3 separate regions of the Homo sapiens genome follow, and all the other regions are linked to region 2. A link is a contact called in ENCODE Hi-C or POLR2A ChIA-PET data. All regions are on one chromosome and are shown on one strand. The core of a region is the stretch at or near the end of the contact, and the rest is flanking DNA. Distances in the headings are between cores, read along the strand shown.

Region 1 (3,765 bases), core at 662-3,161, 1.2 Mb before region 2:
GCCTGAACTTAGGAGGCAGAGGTTGCAGTGAACTGAGATCGTGCATTGCACTCCAGCCTGGGCGACAAAGCGAAACTCTGTCTCAAAAGAAAAAAAAAAAGGAGATTCGGGTGAGGATCAGGGTGCCGGGTGGAAACATGGGAGCGAGGGGGCAGTGGGATGGTGAGAGGGAAGGTGCTGGAGGCTGGCTGAGATTCCGGCCTCCAGCCTCACTATTCACCGACACTTAAGGGGCAGCCCCGTCTCCCCCTTCGGGCTCATCAGGAGCTGGGGCGTCCACAGCCCCATCCTCACTGGCCACCAGTGGCTCCTCCTCCCCTTTGAGGCTGGGGCCTGACCCAGACTTCAGCTCCTCCATCGCCAGGGAGCCCTGGCGAGACTTCCGTCTGCCAAAGAAAGTGGTGAGCGTGGGCCGACGGCTAGACCCCTCCCCATCGGGGAACCCAGAGCCCTTGTCGCCCCCGGACCCTCCCACGGTCACTGTCACGGCCCCCTCCTCAGGGACCTGGGCTGGCCCAGCCCAGGCGTCCACCACCCCGTTACGCTTGCCGCCTCTGCTCAGCACGAGGGCCCCAGTCCGCCGCTTCTGCCGCCGGCGCCACAGCAGGAGCAGAGCCACGAGGACTATGACCGCCAGCAGGGCCACAAGCACAGCCACTGGCAGCATGCCTCGTGAGTTCTCATCTGGGTTCCGGAAGGGCACAGTGCTTGCGTTGGTGGAGGTCGTTGGAGACATCATTGTAGATAGTTTTACGCTAGAGACCTGGGGTCCACTGGCCCCGCTGGAGGGCTCCAGAGAGCCAGTTGTCATGGTAACAGGGGGTCCAGTGGTCCCAGTGGAGGTCTCCAGAGAGTCAGTTGCCATGGTAACAGGGGGTCCAGAGGTGCCTTTGGAAGTCTCCAGAGAGACAGTTGCCATGGTAAGAGGGGGTCCAGAGGTGCCTCTGGAGGTCTCCAGAGAGCTAGCTGCCGTGGTAACAGGGGCTCCACTGGTCCTACTGGAGGTTTCTGGAGAGTTCGTTGTTATGGTTCCACCTGTCACGGTGTGGGATCCTAGAGAGTTTGCTGTTATGGGAACAGCAGGATGACTGGTTGCATGAGGGGTTTCCTGGGGCACTGATGACATCTTGATGGAAACTTCCTGGTAGGTTGTTGGCTCAGGTAAAGGGGAACCAGTGCTGGCACCAATGGAAGTCCAAAGAGGGGATCCCTCATTGATGGAAGTTGAGGGAGGTAGGGCTGAGGTCTGGTCCCCAGTGCTGTCGGCCTTAGGGTCACTTGTTATTGAAGTGGTGTACATCTTTGAGCTCAGGGGCTCGCTAGTAGAGACCAAAGGCTCTCCGGAGGTGGGTGTCTGCACTGCTGTTGTGCTCCCCAGAGCGTCTGGGCTTACCACCAGCACCCCAAGGAGAAGGAGAAGCGTGGCCATTTCCAGGCAAACAGGCAGGAGCAAGAGCTGGGACCTGCAGGTGGGCAGCCGGAGAAGCAGAACACGCGGGAGTTGCCGGAGGACCTGGCCGGGCCTCCCCTCTGCCCACTTCCCTGCCAACGGCCAGGCCCAACCTGCGGTTTAACGGTTTTTTCCATGCTGGCTTTTACTGTTATCAGAAATGACAGAGGAACAGATGCTGGCAGCTCCCCCATCAGCCCCATCCTGAGGCTCCCTCCAGCCTCAGCAGCTTAGATTCCAGCAGTGACCAGCCCCTCCTGGCCTTCCCTGACCCTGTGCAGCCCAATGGCTCCCAATCTCTTCCCATCATAACCTGTCAGAGTCTTTTCAAGCCACAGGCACATTCCCAGGCCCACTGAGGCCCCTACCCCACCAAGTCTCACCCTCTTACCGGCTCGGCTGATAAGGACGCAGCACTGGGGCCAGGTCACTCCACCACCTCCCGAGGCTGGGGCAAGACTGGGAAGGACAGGGCCCCAAGGGGAAAGGAAGTGGGCCCTGGCTCCACCCACCCCACCCACCCCTCCATCCTGCCCCACCCGCCTGCTCCCACAGCTGCTGGGCGAAGACAGCACCATCACCTGCTCCTTCAGGGGCCAGCGGGGTGCCTGGGGGTCTGGGGCTCACCTGAGGGAGGCAGGGAAGCGTGGGATCTGGAATCAGGATTCCTGGCTCTTGGCTGAGGAATGGGATGGAAGTGGTGATGCTAGGGAGGGCTGGGCTCAGAGGTGGGTGGTGGGAATGTGAGCCTGAGAACTCAAGGGTGCAGAGGAGGAGGTGGGAGGGGAGGGTGGTTTCCTTTGCATTTGTGGTCCCCAAGCTGTTAGGCCAGGAGCTGAGTGGCGCCATTTCCTGCCCTCAGAGCTCCCAGGAAGTAGCAGGGCAAGAGGAAGCCCCCGAGTCTGGCTGGGGGCCGTGAAAACCTTTGCAGGCTGGTGAGCTCTTGACTCTGTCCGGGGAGCTGGGGGTCACCACAGTGGCCCCCAGTCACAGAGACGTGGCTAAACCAAGGTGGTTCCTACACACTGCATATGCTAGGATCTTATTTCTGCAAACTAGTAAAGATGTGGGAATCTTTTTTTTTTTTTTTAAGGCGGAGTTTAGTGCAATGGCATGATCTTGGCTCGGCTCAGCACAATGTCTGCCTCCTAGGTTCAAGCAATTCTCCTGCCTCGGCCTCCTGAGTAGCTGGGATTACAGGCTTGCACCACTGTGCCCGGCTAATTTTGTATTTTTCGTAGAGACGAGGTTTCTCCATGTTGGTCAGGCTGGTCTCGAACTCCTGACCTCAGGTGGTCCATCCGCCTCAGCCTCCCCAAGCGCTAGGATTACAGGTGTGAGCCACCGCGCCTGGCCAGATATGGGAATCTATATGGAAAACCGTCTGGAAAGATATCTACTAAGGGATTCACCTAATTGTCTTTGGATAGGTGAGAGTAGGAGGTGGGGGTATTTTCTTCTTTGAATGGTTCCCATTTCCTGACTTTCCTCTAATTAGCAAGCTTTGACTCTCGGTTTGTGTATGTTTTTGGTTTTTGTTCTTGAAAAACGAAAATCAGTCCCGGGTGTGGTGATACATTATGCTGGCAGTCCAGGCCAAAGTGGGAGGACCTCCTGAGCCCAAGAGTTTGAAACCAGCCTGGGCAACGTAGCAAAACTCCTATCACTAAAAAAATAAATAATTTTTTAAAATCAAAACTGATTTGTATATTTTAAGAGCAACATGTGCACAATAGAAGATTCTAACAGGCCCGTGGGACTGTGCCATTTCTACAAGCTGATGAGTTTGTCTGACCCAAAGACATGAGACTCCTGGGTGAGAGCCACAGGAATTAATTGCTCACACCAAGCAACAGCAGCGTGATGTTTGCATCAGTTCCCCTTACCCCAAGTCCCACGGGGGCAACATGGAAGGGCCCAGACTGACACCATGCACACAGTGGGCCTGCACCGCAGCCATAGAGCTCTGAGCTTGAGAGATTCCCCTCCTCTAGGGGCCCTGGTAAGCCCAGGTTCCCACAGGGAGACGTGTCTTCATCCCTCGGGTGTGCTCACTGCAAACACAGCACTGAAAAATGGCTTGAGTACAAAGTATTCAGAGGCTGAGCGTGGTGGTTCACGCCTGTAATCCCAGGACTTTGGGAGGCTAAGGCAGGCTGATCACTTGAGGTCAGGAGTTCGAGACCAGCCTGGCCAACATGCTCTCTTTTCTGCGCACAGTGGCTCAGAAAGGTAACGGGGTGCCCATTCTGCAGGGGGGATGAGGGACACAGGAGCAAAGGAGTATAGACTAGAGGGCTGCAGAATCAGGCCCT
Region 2 (3,841 bases), core at 1,149-3,648:
TGCACATTTGGAAATAAAGGACAAGCAAGAGGCCAGAAAGGACAAAGTGGGAGCAGGAGACCTTAGAACTGGGGAGGGGGAGAGGGAGGGGACATGTGGCAACAGCAGCTCAAGTGACTCAGGTCTCGTATCCGCACCTCAGCCATTTCTGCCTCCCCTACAAGCCACAGCCACTCTGCAAGAGGAAGCTGGGGTTTGTGGTTCCTGTTTTGCCTGGGAAGAAAGAGTAGCAGTGAAGAGGGGGCTGGTGGGAGCTCTGACACATTTCGGCGTCATTAATGCTTCCCCCAGGGGCGGAAGGGGCCGGATTGGTGGCTCTGGGGTGCATCCCCTCACCTATGATTAGGCTTGCAAAAAAGAACTTGGCTAAACTTTATATTGTGGATATCTGTGTCTGCCTCCCACCTTCCTGTGACTTCCTTGATGGCAGATGCCATGTATGAAACGCTGCTGAATTTCTAGAGCCCTGCACGTTAGTAGGATTCCATTTTCCATCAGCTGAGTGACCTGGGAGGCACACTAGAGAGGGCACATTTCTTTTCTTTTCTTTTCTTTTTTTTTTTGAGACAGTCTCACTCTGTCACCCAGGCTGGAGTGTAGTGGCGCAGTCTCAGCTCACTGCAACCTCTGCCTCCTGGGTTCAAGTGATTCTCCTGCCTCAGCCTCCCGAGTAGCTGGGATTACAGGTGCGTGCCACCACACCTGGTTAATTTTTGTATCTTTAGTAGAGACAGGGTTTCACCATGTTAGCCAGGCTGGTTTCGAACTCCTGACCTCAGGTGATCTGCCCACCTTGGCCTCCCAAAGTGCTGGGATGACAGGCATGAGCCACCACACCCAGACGAGAGGGCACATTTCCAACTGCATTCTGAAGGCCTGGTGGTGAGAAAGAGCATATAGAGGTGGCACAGCCCATAGCAGAGATGAGGCCAAGGACAAGAAGAGAATGCAGGATGCCGCTTTCCACCTAGAAGAAGGTAAGGGTATGATTCCTTATTTGGAACTACATAAAGTGACCTTGCTCTACTTCTCTTCCCCATACCCTCCTTCTCCCCTCCCCAGCCCCACTTTCCTATTCCAATTAGGGCAATTCTATGAAATCACAGCATCAGAATCTTAGGCCTTAAAATCATTTAGTCTGGCCAGGTGCAGTGGCTCACGCCTGTAGTCCTAGCACTTTGGGAAGCCAAGGCAGGTGGATTGCTTGAGCTCAGGAGTTTGAGGCCACCCTGGGCAACGTGGCAAAATCCAGTCTCTACAAAAAACACAAAAATTAGCTGGGCACAGTGGTGCGCACCTGCTGTCCCAGCTACTCGGGAGGCTGAGGTGGGAGGATCACCTGAGCCTGGGAGGTCAAGGTTGCAGCAAACCAAGATCCTGCCACTGCACTCCAGCCTGGGCAACAGAGCAAAACCCTGTCAAAAAAAAAAAAAAAATCTGGTCTAAGCACCACCTTTGATGGAGGCAGGAATCCTGCAGCAGCCTGGAGCCAACCCAATGGCTCCCTGCCTCTGGTGCTCTATTTCTTATCACCATACAGGTCTCTAAGGTCACCTTTAGGTCTAACATTGTATGAATGATTGTCAGCAACTTTCCAATTTTTTTCATATACATATATTTTTTTTATTTTATTTTTTACTTTTTCTTTTTTTGAGACAGGATCTCACTCTGTCACCCAGGCTGGAGTGCAGTGGCGTGATCATAGCTCACTGTAGCTTCAACCTCCTGGGCACAAGTGATCCTCCCACCTCAGCTTCCAAGGTACCTGTGACTACAGGAATGCGCCACCATGCCCGGCTAATTTTGTTATATATATATATATATATATTTGTACCTTGGTTTTCTCATCTGTAACACCAGGGGTTGAAGTGCTGTGATATTTTTTGGTTCTAGGATAATTTGGAAATAGGGATCTCTTAACATCTTGGATACTGCCAATAGATCATTCACGAAATCCCTTTAGATGAGTGTTATGTTTACTTAGGTCTCTAAAACAATTTGTAAGGTCAACAGATGGGGATAAGAATGACCTGAAGCTGGTCGTCTTTGTTCGCAACCAGAAACAGTCCTGCCTCAAAAAAAAAAAAAAAAAAAAGGGAGTAGGCAGGTGGCCATATTTGTTTCTGGCAAGTGAGTGCTGAAGGAAAGGAGCTGAAGCCTCCCACAGTCATAACTGGTGCTGGCAGGCTACTGTCTCGGTCTTGGGCGCCACTGATCTAAGGTCACGGCTCTGCTTGCTGCTCCCACCCGCTCCAGTTTAAAACCTGCGGTTCCAGGGTTCTCCAGCCCCTCCCTTTTTCACGCTCCGAAGCCGAGAAGGCCCAAAGCGAAGACAGAGAGGACCCGGAAGTAGGGAAAACCTCTGAGCACGTGATGGGGGAACACGCGGGTGCTGTCACGTGATCCGACAAACGGCCTCTGCATAGTGCAGAACATTCTGCTGCTCTTAAAGGTACAGGCCTCAGGGTCCCTGCTGTAGACGGGGCGGGGGAGAGTACGATGGGTGGGGCGTGGTGGGTCGTAGGGCGCTCGAGATGGAGCCCCCAGCTTCCTTGATGGATCGCGGGGCGCGAGTGCCCTAGACAAGCCGGAGCTGGGACCGGCAATCGGGCGTTGATCCTTGTCACCTGTCGCAGACCCTCATCCCTCCCGTGGGAGCCCCCTTTGGACACTCTATGACCCTGGACCCTCGGGGGACCTGAACTTGATGCGATGGGAGGCTGTGCAGGCTCGCGGCGGCGCTTTTCGGATTCCGAGGGTGAGTATTCCCGCCCACCCTCATGGAACGACCACCTCTGGCTCGCAGCCCACCTGAGGGGAATGAGAGCTGACTCGGCCCCGGGAGGACACGCAAGGAGCGGTCGTGCACCTGAGAGTAGGTGGGGGTCATGCCCTCTTCTCGCTCTCCCAGGGGAGGAGACCGTCCCGGAGCCCCGGCTCCCTCTGTTGGACCATCAGGGCGCGCATTGGAAGAACGCGGTGGGCTTCTGGTGAGTGGCCTGAGACTTCAGCGAGTGACAATGGCATGAGAAGAGGGAAGTGACCGGAGGAAAGGGGGAAGAAAGAGTTAAGCTGCGCAAAGGAGCTGAACCCACAAATATTTACTGAATCCACTGGTTTGCCCCAGGGGCAGCATGTAAAATTTCCAAACTTCACTCCTTATCACCTTCCGGATTTAGCAAGATCCTCATACCTACCACCTGTAGGATTATTTACTTTTTTCTTCCAGCCAATTCAGCCTTAACGTTTTTTAGTGCACATATTTTTAAAAAGAAAACTTTAAATCACGACTCCACTTGGAAAACCAGCGTTTTCCTAGTGAACGTTTAAATAAATGCATCACTACTAAAACTTTTTTATTTTTTTAATTTATTTTATTTTATCTTATTTTTTTTTCTTTTTGAGACAGGGTCTTGCTCTGTTTCCCAGGTTGGAATGCAGTAGTGCAATCACAGCTCCCTGCAGCCTGGAACTCCTGGGCTCAAGTGATTCTCCCACCTCAGCCTCCAAGTAGGTGTGGCTACAGGTGTGCACCACCGCATCTGCCTAATTTTTATATTTTTTTATAGAGATGGGGGTCTCACTATGGGACCTGGGCTGGTCTCAAACTCGTGGCCTCAAGTGATCCTCCTACCTCAACCTTCCAAAGTGCTGAGATTACAAGCATGAGCCACCATGCCGGGCCTGAACCTTTTTTTTTTTTTTTTTTTTTGAGACGGAGTCTCTCTCTGTCCTCCAGGCTGGAGTGCAGTGGCGCAATCTCGGCTCACTGCAAACTCCGCCTCCCAGGTTCACACCATTCTTTTGCCTCAGCCTCCGGAGTAGCTGAGACTACAGGCGC
Region 3 (3,847 bases), core at 60-2,559, 1.3 Mb before region 2:
CTCAATTAACTCATGTTATCCTCACAAGAACCTGCAAGTTAAGAAATTTGCCCAAGAGCACACAGTTATCAAAGGACGGAGCCGGAAGTCCAACCTGGCTATAACTGTAGAGACCACAAACTAGGAGGCAGTGGCTTCTCAGGCAGAAACACAAAGATTCTAAGCCGAGAACAAGAACTAGAGGACCTGGGTGGGGCTGTGTACTGCCCAGATGGTGCTAATGGCAGTTCAAAGGTGAGTGTTTCCTGTAAGTTGGGCCAGCGCCCAGCCTCTGCTCCCCCAGAACCTGGGAGGGCAGCACCCAAGATAACCTGAGCACCCCGTTACCTTGGAGCCCTGAGGCTGTCTCTGGGCCACCCACTCAAGGTGGCCCCCCTACCTGCTCAAGGCTACATACAGAGGGCTGTCCTGCCCAAACAGCCACACCCGAGGGCCGACCCAGTGCTCTGTGTGCCAAGGGAGTTTCTGGCAGAGCCACCTGATACCCCACGTGACAGCTGGCCTCTCCCCCATCACCCAGGGGCTACCCAGGCAGAGAGCTGAGAACACAGGGGCCATCAGCCTCGCTATCACCTCCACCCCCAAGTGCTTGGCTCCCCAAGGGACAGCTCTAAAATCCCCAGAATCTCAGGCTGGTGGGTCCAGCTGAGCATCCTAGTTTTCACTTTCTCCTCCCAAAAAGGAAAGAACCTTGGTCACTAAATTCTACGCCTTCTGGAAATCACTCTGCTAATGACTTCCTGAATGATCGACTGAGACCAACAGCTGGCCCAGCCCTGCATGGAGGAGTAAGAAACCCTCATCTGTCAGAGTTAAGGGGCCTGAATGGGTACAGGTCACATTCTTGGAGCTCAAGGTGACAGGCCAGAGCCCAGGTCCCCAGGACAGTGCAGGTGAGTAGAGCAAGCACCGATCTAGGGCTAAGATGGGGTCTGAATGACCCTGTAAGGTTCCCCACCTGATTTCCCAGGTGGGACCCTGAAGTCAGAGAGAGGCCTGAGAGTTGCAGGGGGGTGGGGGACCGGTGTTGGTGTTAATCTGCCTTTACTTCAAAACCCAGAAGACTCCCAACTATTGGAAAGTGAAACCTCCAAAAGCAAAGCCACCACCCATCCTCCTTCCCCACTCTGATTCAGACATGTTTTCCCTGCCCCAGCAGAAGCAAGGCCCTTCAAAGCAAGACAGGACTAAAGAGAGCCTCAAGGGATACAAAGATCTGCCCCTGATTTGGGGTTTGGGGGGCTAGTACAATGTACTCACATCTAGAAGTGCAGGTAGCTGCAACAAACGCCTCAGATGGGGAACTCTCACCCTGCCTTGGGGATCACTTCCCGGCAGGGCAAGGCAGGCCAAGCCCAGGGGTGGGGCTTGGGAGTTAAAGGGCCCGTGTGCAGCTGGTTCTCATTTTATCCTCCGGGCTGCTTCTGCTGCAGCTGAAGGCACACTGCTCCCTGAGTGCTCATGGGTTTCTACCTTGGAGCCAGCTGGCTGCACTGGAGTGGGACTGGGAGGAGTTGGAGGGCCCGAGATGGGACAGGTGCTAACTGAGGGCACCTCTACCCATCTGGCTTTCATTTTCCAATCTGGGTGAGTACAATTCTGCCTCTCCCTTCAAGTGGGGCCTAACTGTTGAGCTACAGCTACAGCCCCTCCTTTTAAGAGATGATAGCTCTGCATCTTTTATTTCAGACTCAGAAAATTCAGTCCAGGTCTCTGAATAGGTGTTCAATAGAAAACACACACTCACACACTCTCTCTATATAGATGTTCAATAGAAAACACACACACTCTCTCTATAGGTGTTCAATAGAAAACACACACACACACTCTACAGGTGTTCAATAGAAAAAACACACACACACACTCACACTCTCTCTTCCTCTTTCCCGCAACGTGCTGTTTGGGAGCTTGAGGTTTCTCTCTTCTTCCCAAGTTTCTCAATGTCTGGGCTGGGGAAGGAGGGCCCAGGCTCCAGCAGGTACGGACACTGCACCCTAGAGGCAGGAGCAGTGGGAATCAGTATTTCCGCTGCCGAGGGAAGAGACTACTCCCGGAGGATCGGAGTGGGGGGCTGGCGGGGCTGGGGTCCTCCGAGTCCAGGCTGAAGAGGTCCCTCCCGGTACGAAGGATCTGCTCCTCCAGCTTCTTGTGTCTCTTCATGTCCGACAGCACCTTGTCCAGGCGGGCCTCCCGTTTCTGGCTCCGGGCTGAGCTTCCTGGAGAAGAGGAAGGTAAGATACATGGAAGGGATGGAGGTGGTGTACACCATACCTGCCTGGACCTCACTCATCACTTGGGGAGCTGGTTAAACATGCAGGTCCCCAGGCCTCTGTCTTGGAGGACCTGAGGTTCAGGGTTGGACCTCAGAGAGGGTGAGAAGCAAAGATCTTGATTGACAGGAAGGCACAGGTAATGTGAAGAACAGGGAGGAACATACTGGGCAGGGGAATGGCAAGGGTAGAGGCCCCAGGACAAGAACAGAGTTCTGTTCAAAGAAGAGTGCAGGCCGGGCATGGTGGTTCACGCTTGTAATGCCAGCACTTTGGGAGGCTGAGGTGGGCAACTCACGAGGTCAGGAGTTTGAGACCAGCCTGGCCAACACAAAAAATTAGCTGGGCGTGGTGGTGGGCGCCTGTAATCCCAGCTACTTGGGAGGCTGAGGCAGAAGAATCGCTTGAACCCGGGAGGTGGAGGTTGCAATGAGCCAAGATCGCACTACTGCACTCCAGCCTCGGTGACACAGCTACACTCCGTCTCCCCTACTCGCCAAAAACAAAAACAAAAAAAAGAGTGCAGAGAACTGGAGGTGGCGGGAAAAGCGCTTGGATTCTCCTTTGACATGCTCTTCCCTGGCAAGATGGAATCCCTTGGAAAATTTTAAGTGGAAAAGTGACACGATTTATGGCTGAGTGCAGCAGCTCACGCCTGTAATTCCAGCACTTTGGGAAGCTGAGGCAGGCACTTTGGGAAGCTTTAGGTCAGGAGTTCAAGACCAGCCTCGCCAACATGGCGAAACCCCCTCTCTACTAGAAAATACAAAAATTAGCTAGGCGTGGTGACGTGTCCTTGTAATCCCAGCTACTCAGGAGACTGAGGTAGGAGAATCGCTTCAACCCAGGAGGTGGAGATTGCAGTGAGCCAAGATCATGCCACTGCACTCCAGCCTGAGCAAGAGAAAGACTTCGTCTCAAAGAAAAAAAAAGTGATATGATTTATGTTTTAAAAGGTTCATCTGAATTGCAGAAGCTGGAAGCAGAGAGCCCAGTTAGGAGCTACTACAACTATCCAGGCAAGAAAGACAGTGGCTTGGATGGGGATGTGGTATTGAAAGTGGAGACTAGCAGAGGTACTTGGAAATGTACATCTTATAGCTACCAAGACTTGCTGCTGGTGTGAATGTTCAGGTAAAAGAGAGAGAAATCAAGAATGGCTCTAGGCTGGGTGCAGTGACTCATGCCTGTAATCTCAGCACTTTGAGAACCGAGGCGGATGGATCACTTGAGCTCAAGAGTTCGAGACCAACCAGTCTGGGCAACACAGCAAGACTCTGTCTCTCCACCCCTCAAAAAAAAGAAAAAAGGAAAGGCATGACTCTGAGGGTAAATTCTAGGAAGGCATGTGGGGTGGGAAATGGGGCCAGCGGTGTGATTAAAGAATGTACATGGTAGTAGAGGGATGCAGATCTAGATAATATTGAAAGGCCAGGACTTGGACTTCTGGGAATGGGAAACATGATAGAATTATCTGTAATTTTCCAGAATCAATGACTAGTTGTTTTTTTAAAAAAAGAATTATCTGTAATTGTGTTTTTTGAGACGGAGTCTCACTCTCTCGCCCAGGCTGGAGT

Evidence for each region. Hi-C counts contacts between places; a loop is a spot of excess contacts on that map. ChIA-PET counts read pairs that join two places held with the same protein, here RNA polymerase II (POLR2A). Pooled maps may share reads with other maps.
Region 1: a pooled map shows a loop between it and region 2 (6-fold over the local background). The contact joins the promoter of SPN here to the promoter of CLN3 in region 2. A Hi-C loop is called at or near these places in 2 of 50 pooled maps. POLR2A ChIA-PET finds 5 or more read pairs at or near these places in 2 of 52 experiments (GM10248 and T-cell).
Region 3: a loop to region 2 is called in a pooled map, with 7 times the contacts of the local background. The contact joins the promoter of MVP here to the promoter of CLN3 in region 2. A Hi-C loop is called at or near these places in 5 of 50 pooled maps. POLR2A ChIA-PET finds 5 or more read pairs at or near these places in 3 of 52 experiments (IMR-90, MCF 10A and activated CD8-positive, alpha-beta memory T cell).

Annotation. Positions count from the first base shown.
Region 1 is chr16:29,661,393-29,665,157 of GRCh38, reverse strand. SPN (sialophorin) reads right to left here and starts at 1,911. Exons shown (of 2, transcript NM_003123.6): 1 at 1,842-1,911; 2 at 1-1,463. The coding sequence starts at 1,429. The coding sequence ends at 227. RefSeq lists silencers at 807-926, 2,187-2,246 and enhancers at 2,427-2,506, 3,147-3,196.
Region 2 is chr16:28,490,631-28,494,471 of GRCh38, reverse strand. CLN3 (CLN3 lysosomal/endosomal transmembrane protein, battenin) reads left to right here and starts at 2,398. Exons shown (of 16, transcript NM_001042432.2): 1 at 2,398-2,452; 2 at 2,637-2,758; 3 at 2,912-2,990. The coding sequence starts at 2,713. RefSeq lists enhancers at 2,188-2,387, 1,727-2,516.
Region 3 is chr16:29,817,924-29,821,770 of GRCh38, reverse strand. MVP (major vault protein) reads right to left here and starts at 1,309. Exons shown (of 15, transcript NM_005115.5): 1 at 1,261-1,309. PAGR1 (PAXIP1 associated glutamate rich protein 1) reads right to left here. Exons shown (of 3, transcript NM_024516.4): 3 at 1-2,216. The coding sequence ends at 2,017. MVP-DT (MVP divergent transcript) reads left to right here and starts at 1,404. Exons shown (of 4, transcript NR_186424.1): 1 at 1,404-1,587; 2 at 2,170-2,231. RefSeq lists enhancers at 586-875, 338-904, 1,596-1,665.